Regions from separate parts of the Mus musculus genome. Here region 2 is linked to region 1. Evidence: chromatin loops called from intact Hi-C (ENCODE). Cell type or tissue: heart. All regions are shown on one strand. Each heading gives the region's core, and the rest is flanking DNA. Links, peaks and the distances in the headings are about the cores only.

Evidence for each region. A loop is a pair of places that touch in the nucleus more often than their neighbours do. Peaks named below come from ENCODE experiments on the same cell type or tissue, not always from the same donor. Only the 100,000 strongest peaks of a DNase experiment are listed, where the experiment ranks them.
Region 2: it touches region 1 in a loop (3-fold over the local background); 6 of 42 quality-filtered maps call a loop at or near these places.

Annotation. Positions count from the first base shown.
Region 1 is chr1:88,486,361-88,493,000 of GRCm38, reverse strand. Gm28888 (a long non-coding RNA gene) reads right to left here. Exons shown (of 3, transcript XR_387232.2): 3 at 1-863. Among named protein-coding and RNA genes, the nearest start is that of Glrp1, 20 kb to the left of the region's middle. In heart, for the core only: no CTCF peak of the experiment used is centred there; a DNase peak (open chromatin) is centred at 3,940; H3K4me3 peaks cover 952 bases; H3K27ac peaks cover 4,083 bases.
Region 2 is chr1:88,540,164-88,546,803 of GRCm38, reverse strand. No RefSeq gene overlaps it. Among named protein-coding and RNA genes, the nearest start is that of Gm19589, 8.0 kb to the left of the region's middle. In heart, for the core only: no CTCF peak of the experiment used is centred there; no DNase peak of the experiment used is centred there.

The DNA.
Region 1 (6,640 bases), core at 1,167-6,166:
TGATTCCATTCAGTTATTTTCATATAAAAGAGGGGTCATTTCCCACCCCTAGCCCTACCCCCAAACCCTGCTAACTCTAGGTACTCTGTAATTTCAAATCAATGGGAATAGAAGAACTGGATTGATATGCAATATTGGAGCAATTTACCAGCTGCTAGAGAAAAAAAATTAACGTTAGAGCTGGTTTTCCCCTATTCCAAGATGAATTCCAAAGGGGGAAAAGAGCACTAAATAATGAAGTTTCCATGAGAAAGCTACGTGGAAACCTATGGTCCTCCAGACTGAGAAGAAAAATCAGTTCAAAGGGACAGTGGGACCCAGGCAACATGATAGGAGGCAGTGGAAATGCTCAGGGTTAAAGGTTCAAGTGGAGATGGGGCTAGGGTGGGGCAAGGAGATGGATGGTAGGAGCGGGTTAGCCAGAACTAAGCATACTTGGAGAAGCCTGATGAAATGCTGTTGTTGAAGACAGTACTCATTTTGGATGTGAGGCTTCAAGAAATCATCCTCAAGAGCCTGGCTAGCTTGCATTGTGCTGTACGGGCTTCTGGGGAAGAAAAGGCATCACTGGTCTTAGCCAGTGCTGGACATTGCTGGCAGGGAAACCACATACTCTTGGAGTAGGAAGAATGCAAGAGCAGGTGGATAGAAAGGAGGGTTAGGAAATACTGGCTTGTAGACATGACACTGATGTTGCATGCACCAGCTCACAGCAAAAGTGGCTCCCCACGAAAGACCCGCATGAGGCCAAGACCATCAAAATCCAGCATGAAGGAAGGCGTGCCCCGGGGCCCCATCCTTATCAGAGGCTTCCATGGCAGTCCATCGCTGCTGAGGGAGGAGTTACTCTGTTCTCTTCTTATCTGTAATACACAAACATGAGTTAAAATGAGAGCTAAGCTGCAAAGGACAACAAAGAGAGCCTTCTCTAGATATGCTTTTGCGTTCCTGCAGTTAGTTAACTGGCGTGCTGCTTTTGCAGAGCTGTGTGATTTTATGGACTTTATGGGTAGTTTTATAAGCACCAGGTGAAAGGGCAAATAAAACAACTGGCTGGCAACTCAGCTAAGAAGTCAGAGTATGCGTGGAGGCGCGAAGCCCTCCCGTTTTCAGCTTCTCTGCTGTGCGTAGCTTGCATAATCTTTGGGCCGTTTACCTCACCTCCCGAAGCCTCAGTTTATTGACCACAAAGAGAGATTAAATGCCCACCATCCCAGGATGTACAATAAATATTCTAGGGAGGCCTGTTGCAGACCAGAGCAGGACTGCCTGGCAAAGACTGTTCCAGACGCTCTCGTTGGTAATTTAATAATGAGTTCAAGAAGCTGTTGCTAAGAGCCGTGAGGGAAAGGACAATGAGTTCTGCTGGACTGGAACAGGAGGATCAATACATTGATCACCGACATGCTGGCTACTTTCCTGAACAGCACAGCCTTCATCTTCCTCCCTGCCCAGAAGGAAATTATCTTTGTCTCAGAAAGGATTTTTTTTAAGATTTCTTTTTATTACATTTAAGTGTGTGTGTGTGTGTGTGTGTGTGTGTGTGTGTGTGTGTGTGTGTGTGTAGTAGTAGTAGTAGTAGTAGTAGTAGTAGTAGTAGTAGTAGAATTACAGATGGTTGTAAGCCATCAGACATGAGTACAGAGAATAGAACTCACATCCTCTGCAAAAAGCACTCTGCATTCTTAATCACTGGGTCATCTCTCCAGCCCTGAGAAATGATTTTTGAGAGGGCAAATGGATAATTTGAAACCTGAAGTTTACAAAATTCGGTCTTCAAAGGTTACAACCACTGGATCTTTCAATTGTCAACACAAAAACACAGCTCTCACGCTAAAGAATGTAAGCAATAGTTTATCCTGGAGCCAAATATGGCCGACTGTGGCTTAGGAATCCAGATTCAGTTTGCGCCAAATACTGTGTTCCAATATGGTCATGGTTTCATGTAGTTTCTATAATAGCAGAACAAGAAAAATTAGAAATCAAGATGAATTTTCAAATAGTGTATGGAGTATCAAGCAGGCAGGTCCAGTTCTTGCTACTATATAAATAACATTTTTAGCCTTTGGGATGGTGGAAGTATGCTCTATAGACACCAAAGGATTTACCTAATAGTCACGAAGATGCTAGGTCAAAAACAGAGGTGAACTAAGATAGTTCAAGAATTATTAAATCTGGACCTAAAACGTTGCAACTCTTCACAGAAGAGTTGTACTTGGTTAACCAGGCTTGTAGAATCTTTTAAACATAGATACAGCTCCCCCAACCCCAACCCCCTGTGGACTTCGCTGAATGTAGCCATGGGAGAGTCTGGTCGGAAAGGGAGCAACTCGAACATTGAGCAGGATAGTCATCGCCCTTCTGATTCCAGGCAGAGGAGAGACTAGAGGACTCCGCTAGAAGGGCTTGTGCTCAGAAAAGGAGCCACAGTCGGTCACACTTCTTACTGGGCACGGTCAGAACTCTCTTCCCATCTGCCTGTAGGGCAAAAGATCTGCACCCACTTCCAAAGGAAAAAACCTACCAAAACCCACCAATCCCTGAGCACGAAATTCCACCAATCCCTGAGCTCACCCCAAGATCAGGCTACATAACCTCTCCAATCCCAGGCTACGCTGGAAAGCTCCACCCCCTCCCCTAAAAAAACACTCTACAAAGCTTGCCTTCTGCTCGCCCAAGCAGAGGCGGCTACTCTCTTGTGCCTCGCCCGCCAGATCTCATGTGTGAGGTTTATTGTGCAGTGTGGCTTTGTGGTATTCCTCCGCTCCCAACTGCCAGGATATATTTCTCAGTAGAGCTCTTAACACTCCAGTCACGGGGGAAACCTTCCTCCTCGAAACTCCAACATCTCCATTGGGGAAGCTATTCCCTTCGGAGCTGTAACACTTTTTACAGGGGAAGCCTTTCCCTTCAGAATTGTAACACTTACACAACTCATAAGAGTTTTTCTGCTCAAGAATGCTGCGGCCACGTCATAGCTGCTGCGGAGTCTCTGGTTAGTAACTGGCGGTGGCATCACCAACAGTCTTAAGACACTCCTTCCTGTTCCCAGAGGTGTTGGTCATCTACCCCAGTGGTCAGTTCCAAGACACTTTCCACAAGAGACAATAACTCCTCGTCCCAGGCCATCCCCACCCTTTGTCTCTTGCGACTGGAGTGTGGTACACAAGGGTTTCAGAAATCCCTCAAATTGTCTTCCCAGGAGGCAAAGGCTACACACATGTCGCTCGGCATGTTGCAGCCCTGCTGGCTGATTTTCTCTGCCTGACATTTTGCAGAATTTCCCATGTCCCTGACATGCCATTAAACTGTACCATTTCGTGTATCTGATACTCTTCTGAATCTGCTTTCTTGATTCAAAACTGGGGCAGAAGGAACATACTAGGTGCTGTGTTCTGCAGATCACTTGAACTGAAACTTCAGTGCCTGGTGAAAGGGGTTTGCTCGGACTGATCCAAACAATGTGTTGCTTCTAAGGTAGGGAACTTTGAGTGTCAAGAAATGCTAGGCTGTCGATTCCTGCATCCAGGGATGTTAAAAGAAGCCAAGGACCAACCCAGCCCAGTGCCTTGTAACAAGTGCCCTTCTCACTGCTCCCAACTGTCACATCTTGTAGAGTACAGAGGTAGGAAGGCTGTGTTTTCAGAGTTATGGGCTCTCACTGACTGTTTCAAGTGGGTGCCTGATTTTGCCCAGAAACTCATTTCGCGGGAGCTTAGCTTTCCATTCAGAGCCAATGACAGGAAACAGTGATGTCCCTCCCACCTTCTTATGAACACTAAAAATAGTTCAGGGTGGAGGGCAGCAGATAATGAAGTCCCAACTGTCTGCCAGGAGGTCCCTTAAGCCCACTGCTTCCCGAAAGGAAAATCTCCTTCACCTATTGTGAGCAGCACATTGCAGATCCAGGATGCAAAGGTGGAAATGATAAACCGAGGGGCTCCACAGATGCTATTTTTAAGTCAGTGTGTGACCTCACCAGGAAAATACAGAATTCATTAGGAAAGGGATGTCACAGTAGCTACAGTGGACCATCAACATCAGCAGTCAGTAGCCCTTCCTATCCCACAATGCCTCGTGACTCCAAGCAGGGGTTGTCCACCTGCAAGGAACCTCTGTTCTAATCTCTTTTCCTCTCCTTCTTCACTCCACTCTCCCACACCTGCAAAGCTTCCTCCCCATTCCAGGAAGGAGAAAAATAAGGAATGAGGTCACTGTAACCCACTAGTCTGGGCTTCATTAGCCCTGGAACTGAAGCAGTTGTTTCTTCGGACCAGCTGGGCTCTGATGTAAATATCACACACCATCTCACCATAGCACACTTCTACCTCCACCCCTCTCACCACCCCCCACTCCACAAGCTAGCCTCACTGCCCCCTACCCCCAAGCCCTGCCACTCCTGGTAGAAGTGTGGCCAAGTGTGGCTAGCCTTTGTGAGCAGGGTCTTAGAGCTAGAGACCTGGCTTTAGACACTGGGTCCATGGCCCTTTATCCCTGTGTGACTCTTTTGCCCCACGTGGTGGCACCTGCCAACCAGTGATCCCAACACTTGGGAGGCAAAGGCAAGCAGATCTCCATGAGTTCAAGGTCATTCTGGTCAGCCTGGACGACACTGTGAAACCCTATCTCAAAACCAACCCCCCTCATTACTGTGCAACGCTAGAAAAGCTCTGATATCTCTAAGTTCAGAAAGATCAACACATGGATTTCAACAGGACAGTCGGGGTTCTTGACCATTTCTGTATGGGCTGCTGCCTGGGCGGAGCATTGTGCTCCTGGAGTTTGTTAGCAGGACCTTAAGGAGAAACAAAATCTTCACAGATGTGATCACATGACTGATAGGGAAGCCAGGCTAGACCTGGGGTCGGCTTTAATCCAGTAGGCAAGAGTCCGTATAATGAGATGGAAAGAGACACAGAGAGGGAGGGAGGCTGTGTGATGATGAGGATGGAGAGCAGAGCCACAAGAGGTCAATTTACTATACACCCTTACTTAGCACAGTGCCTGGTACAAAGGATGCTAGCAGACAGGCATGGATCTGCATGTCCTGTAGGTGCCAATATAAACGGTTGTGCAGCGAAGAAGTATACTAAAACATGTCTGAAATATATTTTTAAAAAATTTAGGGGCCAAAGAGATAGCTGAGCAGTTAAAGTGCCTGCTGCATGGACATGGGAACTAGAATTCAGGTCCTGGGGAAACCCACTTAACCGCTAGTCAGGCACAGTGGCCCTCCTGGAATTCCAGGCATAGAAGGAGAAGGTTGGAGTATCCCCAAAACAAGCAGGCTAGCAATATCTGTGTGCTCTGGGTTTGATTAAGAGACCCTGCCTTGACAAACATAGAGAAGAGCATTGATTCCTAACATCAGTGTCAATCTCGGGTCTCCACATACACAGGTGCATATCTACCCATCAACACATGAAGAAAACATACCTACACATACATACGCACCACACACATAAACATGAGAATAGAAAAAAACAAAAAGAAGACTTCAACAGGAAAACATCTACAAGAATATGGTATTAAAATGTACTAAGTTATAAGGGTAGCACAATATCTAAATAATCATACACCTATATGATAGAACTATGTGCAATAATTTTAAAATGTTTGTCAAGGTTTTAGTAATACTCAATTAAGACACCATTTCAATGTCAAGAGTAATGATAGGTAATTCTAAGTTTTGTTTTTTCTTTCCTGTGTGTCTGTCTGTATGTCTGTATGTTTGTATGTGTGTATACATATACATTATACATATACATACCTGAGCAAGTATATAAATATATATATATGTGTGTATATATATATGTATGTATATATATATGTATATATATATATATATGAAGAAAAGTCTACCTTTTAAAAAATCAATTCAAGAAACAAAATACATGATATGTAAATGTAACTCCTTACCCCCTCTTTTTTACTGCAGCATAGATTTTACAAATGAGTGCTGTGTGTTCTTGTGTCTGAGAAAGTACTTACAAAAATGAATAACTTAGGACCAAGCTCATACTTGCATCCTGAAGGATTCTCCCTTTTGGCTTGGAACAGCATGATGTCTTACAGGGAGCTATCTTTCTGTGACTTTATTGTCTGAGGCTCCGCTTGGCTTGCAGATCTGAGACAGGCGAGCTCCGTCCACCGGTAAGCATGGTTTCATGCCTGAGGGGCAACCATTTGCCATATGAGGCACTAAGTTGGAAAGAAATTTAAACGGAGGTTTGTAGAACTTGAAGCAGCTGTGGTCATACAATTTAATATGCTGGAGAGAGCAGAGTTTCTCTATAGTAAAAGCAGGTGGTATCAGAACAGAGCTCTGGTGGAAGGCAGTTAACCATTCCATGATAAATATACCCAGATGGCCTTCAGACAACAGCCCCAGCTCAACTTCATGTGACACCAGCACCAGCCCTGATACAGGGCTGATACATGGCCATCTGGAAAATGCATCCTTCAGTCCCAATAGGCCTACCTTTGTAGGCGTATTGCATTTCCTCTAGCCCACTGACAGCAAAGGTCACCAAAGCATGCAATGCCACTTCTGTTTATAACCTTAACCAGGCCTCACGATTTCTAGAGTGGTATCTAGAGCGTGGTTTTCAGCCTTCCTAATGCTTCAGTCCTTTAACAC
Region 2 (6,640 bases), core at 1,062-6,061, 54 kb before region 1:
TTACCCTTCTAATTGTATTGCCTAGCACACAGATCCTCCTGACAGTTGGTAGTTAGCTTCTTGAGTTCCTGCTAAGTTTTCCCAGATCTATGTATATTCATAACACACACACACACACACACACACACTTACATAAAACAGGGTCATTATATGTACATGCATGTGTACATACATAATCTTAAAGCTTAATATATCATTGATATATTTCCATAGCAATTATTTTAGACCTGAGTGATTCTTAGTAGCCTTTGGTTGTCCTATCTTTGGCTGTTTGGTGAGTTGTTCAGTCATGGTCCCCTGCTAGAAATGAAGATGAGTTTGCAGCATTTTACCTGGCTACTCATTTTATTTCATAGTATTCCCGTGGCACTGGGGATGGACCACAGGCCTTTCACACGGATCAGGTAACATGCTACTACTAGTTATAGATCCAGCCAGCTACTTCTATTTATTTTTCCCTACAATACTAACAATGCCTTGCCCCCTCAAATTTGTTCATACTGCTATTTCTATAGGATGGATTAATTCATGTTATTATCAGGATAAGTGTTTGGTACAAGCCACTGTACCCAAAAAGGCATGGTAACAAACCCTAACAGATGGCAGATGGTTGATAAATACAGGGACAAAACTGATAGATAAGAATTTAGCACCAACAAAGGTGCCTTGCTAAGCACTTAAAGACATGAAGTTCTATTAAAATCTACCAACAAGGTTTGGAAGCACATGGCGAACATAGTGGTCAGGAAGCCTGAAAGCTCCTTTCATATGCCCTGAACAAAACAGCTCTCTCTCTCTCCCTCTCTCTCTTTCTCTCTCTGTATCCTTGGTAATAGCACTCATAAGACACAGAGAACGCGTTTCCTTAAGTTTTTTGAGCTGTACTAGACAACTAAGCAGACTCAAGAACAGGCAATGAGAATCCAATTGGTCAGAAGTATAGGCAACAACCTATAACCTGTGACTGGTGTGTGCCAGGGCAATTCTCCCCCAAGGATCTGAGAGTAAGTGCATCCCTGTAGAATGTAAGTCTAGGTCCAGGTAGAGATGACTTACTAAATGCTGAGCTGTTATCCACTGGAGAACTGATTGGCATCAAAGAGCTCCCCCCCCTTTCTCTTTTCCCTCTACAGATGAAGATAAGTGTAGGCATACAATTTTTTGCAACCTACTTTTAATAAGGGTTCAACCTCTCTTCTAGCCCACCACCCAGCAGAGGTAGTGGAAGAGAGAAATTATTAGGATATGGGGGAATTGGACCTGTTCAGCAATAGTTCTTTATTCTTCTTTGGCAGCAGTTTAAGCCCATAGCAAACAGAAAATATTATTCAGCAGCTGCAGACCAGTCCTCTAGGTAGGCAGACACCAGGCATGAACCAGCAGCTACAGTCCAGTTCTTTCAGCAAGCAGATTTCAGGCACGAACAAGCAACTGTAGTTCAATTCTGAAGAAACTTCCAGCTCGCCAACTGGCATGAATCAGCAAGCTGCCACAGAAACCAAGCAGTTCCTGGTCAAGTTTCTCTCAATGGTAACATTATAACAAGTTGAGCTGAACAACACTATGTAAGGCAAACCAATACATGCATGTCGTTAGCGAAGAATAGTGAGGTGGAACAACCATACCAAAGCGCAGTGCTCATCTCCCACTGTCTGTGGGGTCATATTTATACTCCTTCATCCTGGGTCCTTTCATGTGTCTGCTGTATCCAAACATCCTTTCACCTGTCTGCTTCAGGAAAACATTCTTTCATGTGTCTGCTTTAGCAAGACATCCTTTCACCAGTGTGCCCCAGCAAAACATCATTTGGCATAACTAACTTTCCAAAGAACTAGAATTTCCACTTCAGGTAAGTGTCAGACTTGGTGAACAGGGCTGTGAGGAGAGATGCCACTAGACTGTGTGGGTCTAGTGTAGGGTCATGGTCCTGACCATTCTATACAATATAGACATGGCAACCACTCTGCTGGGGACTTGGGAATGGACTGGTGTTCTAAGGTGGCTAGAAGCTGACACACTGCCGCTCAGGTTAGGTTAAGAAGGATCTGGCCTATCAGGGAGTGGAGGAAATCATAAAGTAAGGGGTGGCATGAGGAATGGGCTCTCCTAAAATACTATGCCTTTATTTTTTTAAAAACACATTGAGTCCAATTAGTGCTGTCTACATTTTCTTGGGTAGATGTCTATTCACTGGAGTGTGGTTGACCTACTATGGGACACACCTTTTCAAAAACTAATTTTCTATTTCCAGGAAGCTGTCAATTACCAATAACTCCCTAGCCAGGGGTGGGGCTTAAGTCATCATACAGGTACATGCTCATGTTGTTTGGTGTAGGGGACATGGTCATGATGCATTAAACATGGTTGTTTTGTTTGGGGCACAGGTGTGGGGTGTAGAATATAATTAGATGTGGTCATGATATATAGGGCATGGTTGTGGTGTATGGGGTATGGCCATAGTGTTTGGAGCATAGTTATGGTATATGGGACATGGTTCTCTGTGCATCACCCATAGTAAGTGAGCCAGTAGAGCTTTTAAAAGCTCCACTGGGGACACTGAGATGGCTGAAGGCACTTGCCACCAAGCCTGATGACTTGAGTTCAATCCCTGTGTCACAAGTGGAGGAAGAAGAAAATTGACTCCCACACCCATGCTGCAGATTGATTGTGAACACAGAGGGGGTGGGGGAGGGGAGGGAAGGGGGAAGGGAGGGAGAGAGGGAGGGAGGAGGAAAAGGAGAGATGTAAAAAACCAATCCCTCAACTGGAATGAAATTTGCCTTTATGTAGTATTCTGCAAAGATCCTCATTCACTTCCCGGGTGAGAGCCATGATTCTAGGGACACCCCCCCCCCCGGGTATCAGGGCCACACCACCACCACCTATGTGTCTCATTTTCCCACTAAGACTAGTCCCCATGCACTTCAGTGCCGGTTAACAAAAGCATCTCAAGTGAGTGGCTCTTTTGGAAGTGAAATTTCCTGCCACCCCCTCTCTTCCCTTGGCTGTGAACCACAGCTTTCCTAACATGTAACTGTGTTTTCTGTTTGACTATTCAGAAACCAGGCCCAGTTACTATCAGCTACGAATGGCAAGCTGAAACATGTGCTGGTGACTAGATTTTCACCTCATTGTCACATTTCTACAATCAAAAAAATTCTGGGGACATCTCCCAGGAAATTGATTTGTGTCTTTGGAAAACAGCCATACAGACATTAAGGGGTCCATCCCCATTTACTGCAGGCTTTCCTGCACCCTTCCTTTTCCCTCACACCATCTCATATCCTGTGAGTCACAGAAACTAGTCTCCCAGGCAGGAAGACTCCCACAGAGAACACTGTGTGGCCAGTGCCAGGTATTCTTGTCAGGAGATGGCTCTCGTACATGCCCTTGCAACGTGCTGCAGCAAGCCAAGGGGAAATGTCATCTTCTAATCTCTTGACTTAGAGAAGTCTTATGTATTTGAAGGCTTAAGTCCCAGAAGGCCTCAGAAATGCCATCTCTGGGTTTAAGCTCCCTGCAGAATGAGGGACAGCTTTCCCATCATCCTCTTAGCTGATGGTCGTGAACAGCAGTATAGCTGGAGGGAAGCTGACCTCTCTGGCCTTTCTCATCCTCCATAGGGTGTAAGAATACTTTTCTACCTTTACCATGTTCCATGCAGAGGAGGCTGATGTGTGTTCAGAAGCCGGCAAAGTTGATGAGCACAAAGGTAGGTTGCTCGGTAGTTGAATGGTGACTGGAAATGACATTCTTCCAAGACCACCATACCTTTGCATCTCTACTTGCACTTAGCTGTGATTCTCTTTCTCTCTCTCTCTGTCTCTCTGTCTCTGTTTTTTTGTCTCTCTGTCTCTGGCTCTCTCTGTGTGTATCTCTCCTCTCTCTGGCTAGTGAGATGGCTCAGTTAGTAAAGTGTCTGCCACACCAGCATAAGGACCTGAGTTGTATCCACAGCACACGTGTAAAGCCCTTGACATGATGGCACGCATGGAAGAAAAGGTGTGAAGAGAGGAGGGGCCCTGGAGATTGCAGGCAGACAGTCTAGCTGCATTGGTAAGCTCCAGGTTCCAGGAGAGACCTTGTCTCTCTAAGGTGAGAATGATAGAAGGCACACACACACAAACACAAACACACAGAGAGAATGTAAGTTTTCTAAGAGCAGAGATATCATCTCCTTCAGCCAGGTCCCAGAATTGTGCCTGGAACATGAGAAGGGCTCAGTGTACACATGTTGGCTGTGTACAGTTTTAATTTATTTAAATTAATACTGAATCTTAATGTATTCTAACCAATATGGAAATATTCTGAGTTCAGAAATACTAGGGTGAACTAAAATATTATATTTTGGTTGCCTCCCTCACTCTGATTCCCACACTTCCCCAACGATGATAAAATAATGATTTTTTTTTAAATGACATCATACTATTGCCTCTGCTCTTAAGGTTGGGTTGTCTCATTCACTCACGTGAGTCTCTACGAGCACCAGCACTGTTCTCATCTGCATCTTCATAGACAAGGAGCCCAAGATTCCCAGGTAAAGGAGTTTCTCCCAGGCTCTCCCTCTTCTCGGGTGATGAACGGTGATTTGAACAGTTCCTGCTGACTATAGAGTCTACATCTGTTCCTGGGACCCTTTGGTGAATTCAAACCTATGTGGTGACCTCAGGGGAATAGCTACTCAACCAGAAGAGATGAACACAAAACTTGGCATCAAAGGTTCCCAGGCCGATGAGAGTCAATGACGAAGAAAACCAAGGCAAGTAAGATACTCTTGACTGGACATGACTATCAGCAGGGTTCCAGGGAACAACATTTCTCCTCGGGACACTCAGCTGATGAGACCAGGAAGCCAGTCACATGGCCAGCATCATCCTCATCTCCACAGGTGTGGGGATCAATTCCTCCCACACTGTAGTGGCTCAGTATCCCTGGATTACATGAGACAGCCATGTGCCCTGCACTCTTGCCCAGAACAAGTGCTCCAACTTCCTCTATTGAACTTATTATGAGCAGTCTCTCCACCTCTTAGTTCAACTTAGACAATCACTGCTACTGCCAGGCTGCTGAATAAAATACAAGATGTCCAGTTAAATATTTCAGATAAGCAGCACAATTTGGGGGTGTATTTGTCTTGGTACGATGCTTTGCTTACGTGGACAAATCTCTGGGTTTCATCCCCAGCATTGTATAAATGCACACCCATCATCCCAGCATCTGGGGTTTGAAGGCAGGAAGACTGGAAGCTCAGCTTTGGCTGCCTGGAAGGTTTGACACTAGTCTGGCCTATCTGAGACTGTCTCAAAAAAAGAAAAGGAAAAAAAAAAAGAGATGGTGAGATGTCTCAGTGGCTAGAAATGGTATATAAGTTTGATGACTGGAGTCAGAGCCACAAAGCCTAAGCTGGAAGGAGAGAACCAACTTGAAAACATTGTCCCCTGTCCTCCACATGTGTGATGTGGCATGTGAGCACAATGCATACATACACATACACACACAATACATACATATACCCATATAAATAATAATTATTAATTTTTTAAAAAATCTGTAATCATGCCTCCAACATTCTATAGTATGTATTTTATATCAAAAATTGTTTATGTGAAATCAAAGTTTTATGATTTACCTTATTTTTTATTTAATTTTAATTATATATATGTAGGAAAGGCAGTTTGTATATGTGAGCTCAGTGCCTGCAAATGCCATAGGTGGCAGGAGATTCCCCGGGAGCTGGAGTTATAGGCAGTGGTGACACACTCAATGTGGGTGCTGAATTCAAACTCTAATCCTCTTATCTAGTAATCTTAACTGTTGAACCATCTCTCTGGTCCCCAAGGCACCTTATCTTTCTTTGCTTTAGAAATCTCTTCTCTGTATGCCAGATGGGCTGCATTTCAGGATCATCAGCAGGGCACAGTGGGCAATAATGTCAGTCCTTGAGACAACTGTCCAATTTCCAACCCTGGTTCCACCAATCACAGGCAACGGGACCCTGGCAAGTCACTTAGCACACTGGGACCCCACTGTCACATCTGTAGAATAGAGAATGAGTAATTTATAAGAAGCAGCTCATTTAGCTCATAGTTTCATAGGCTGAGACTCTGAGTGCCTGGCACCCAGTGAGGGCCCTCTTGATGGTGGCGACTGTGCAGTCTCAAGGTAGCATAGGCATCATAGGAGAGACAGAGATGGCTTGTCCTGGTTCATTATCAAGGGGCCTTGTCCTCACAAGCCCATTTAACCCTGACTGCTTTCCAAAAGCCCCCATCTCCAAACACACTTGAGCTAGAGCACATGAGTCAGCACATGAAGTTAGAGGACACATTCAAACCATAGCCATGTAAGGAGACACCTCTGACTATTCCATTGATTCAAATACCCACAGTGGGAGGAGAAGCTCCCTCCAGGTGGGTGAGTCCACAGAACCAAACTCAGTGGCAATTTTATCACAGCCTCTACCTAATGGAAATGCATTTTTAAAAGAATGCCAAGATTCTATAATCTTGGTGGGTTTTTTCTCTCTCTTTTAAAAATATCATCTGTTTTAAACAAAATTTTTGAACACACAAAAAAGTGGAATTCACACATTATAATATAAACAGATAGAACCTCCCGACAAGCTGGCAGAATCGTAGCC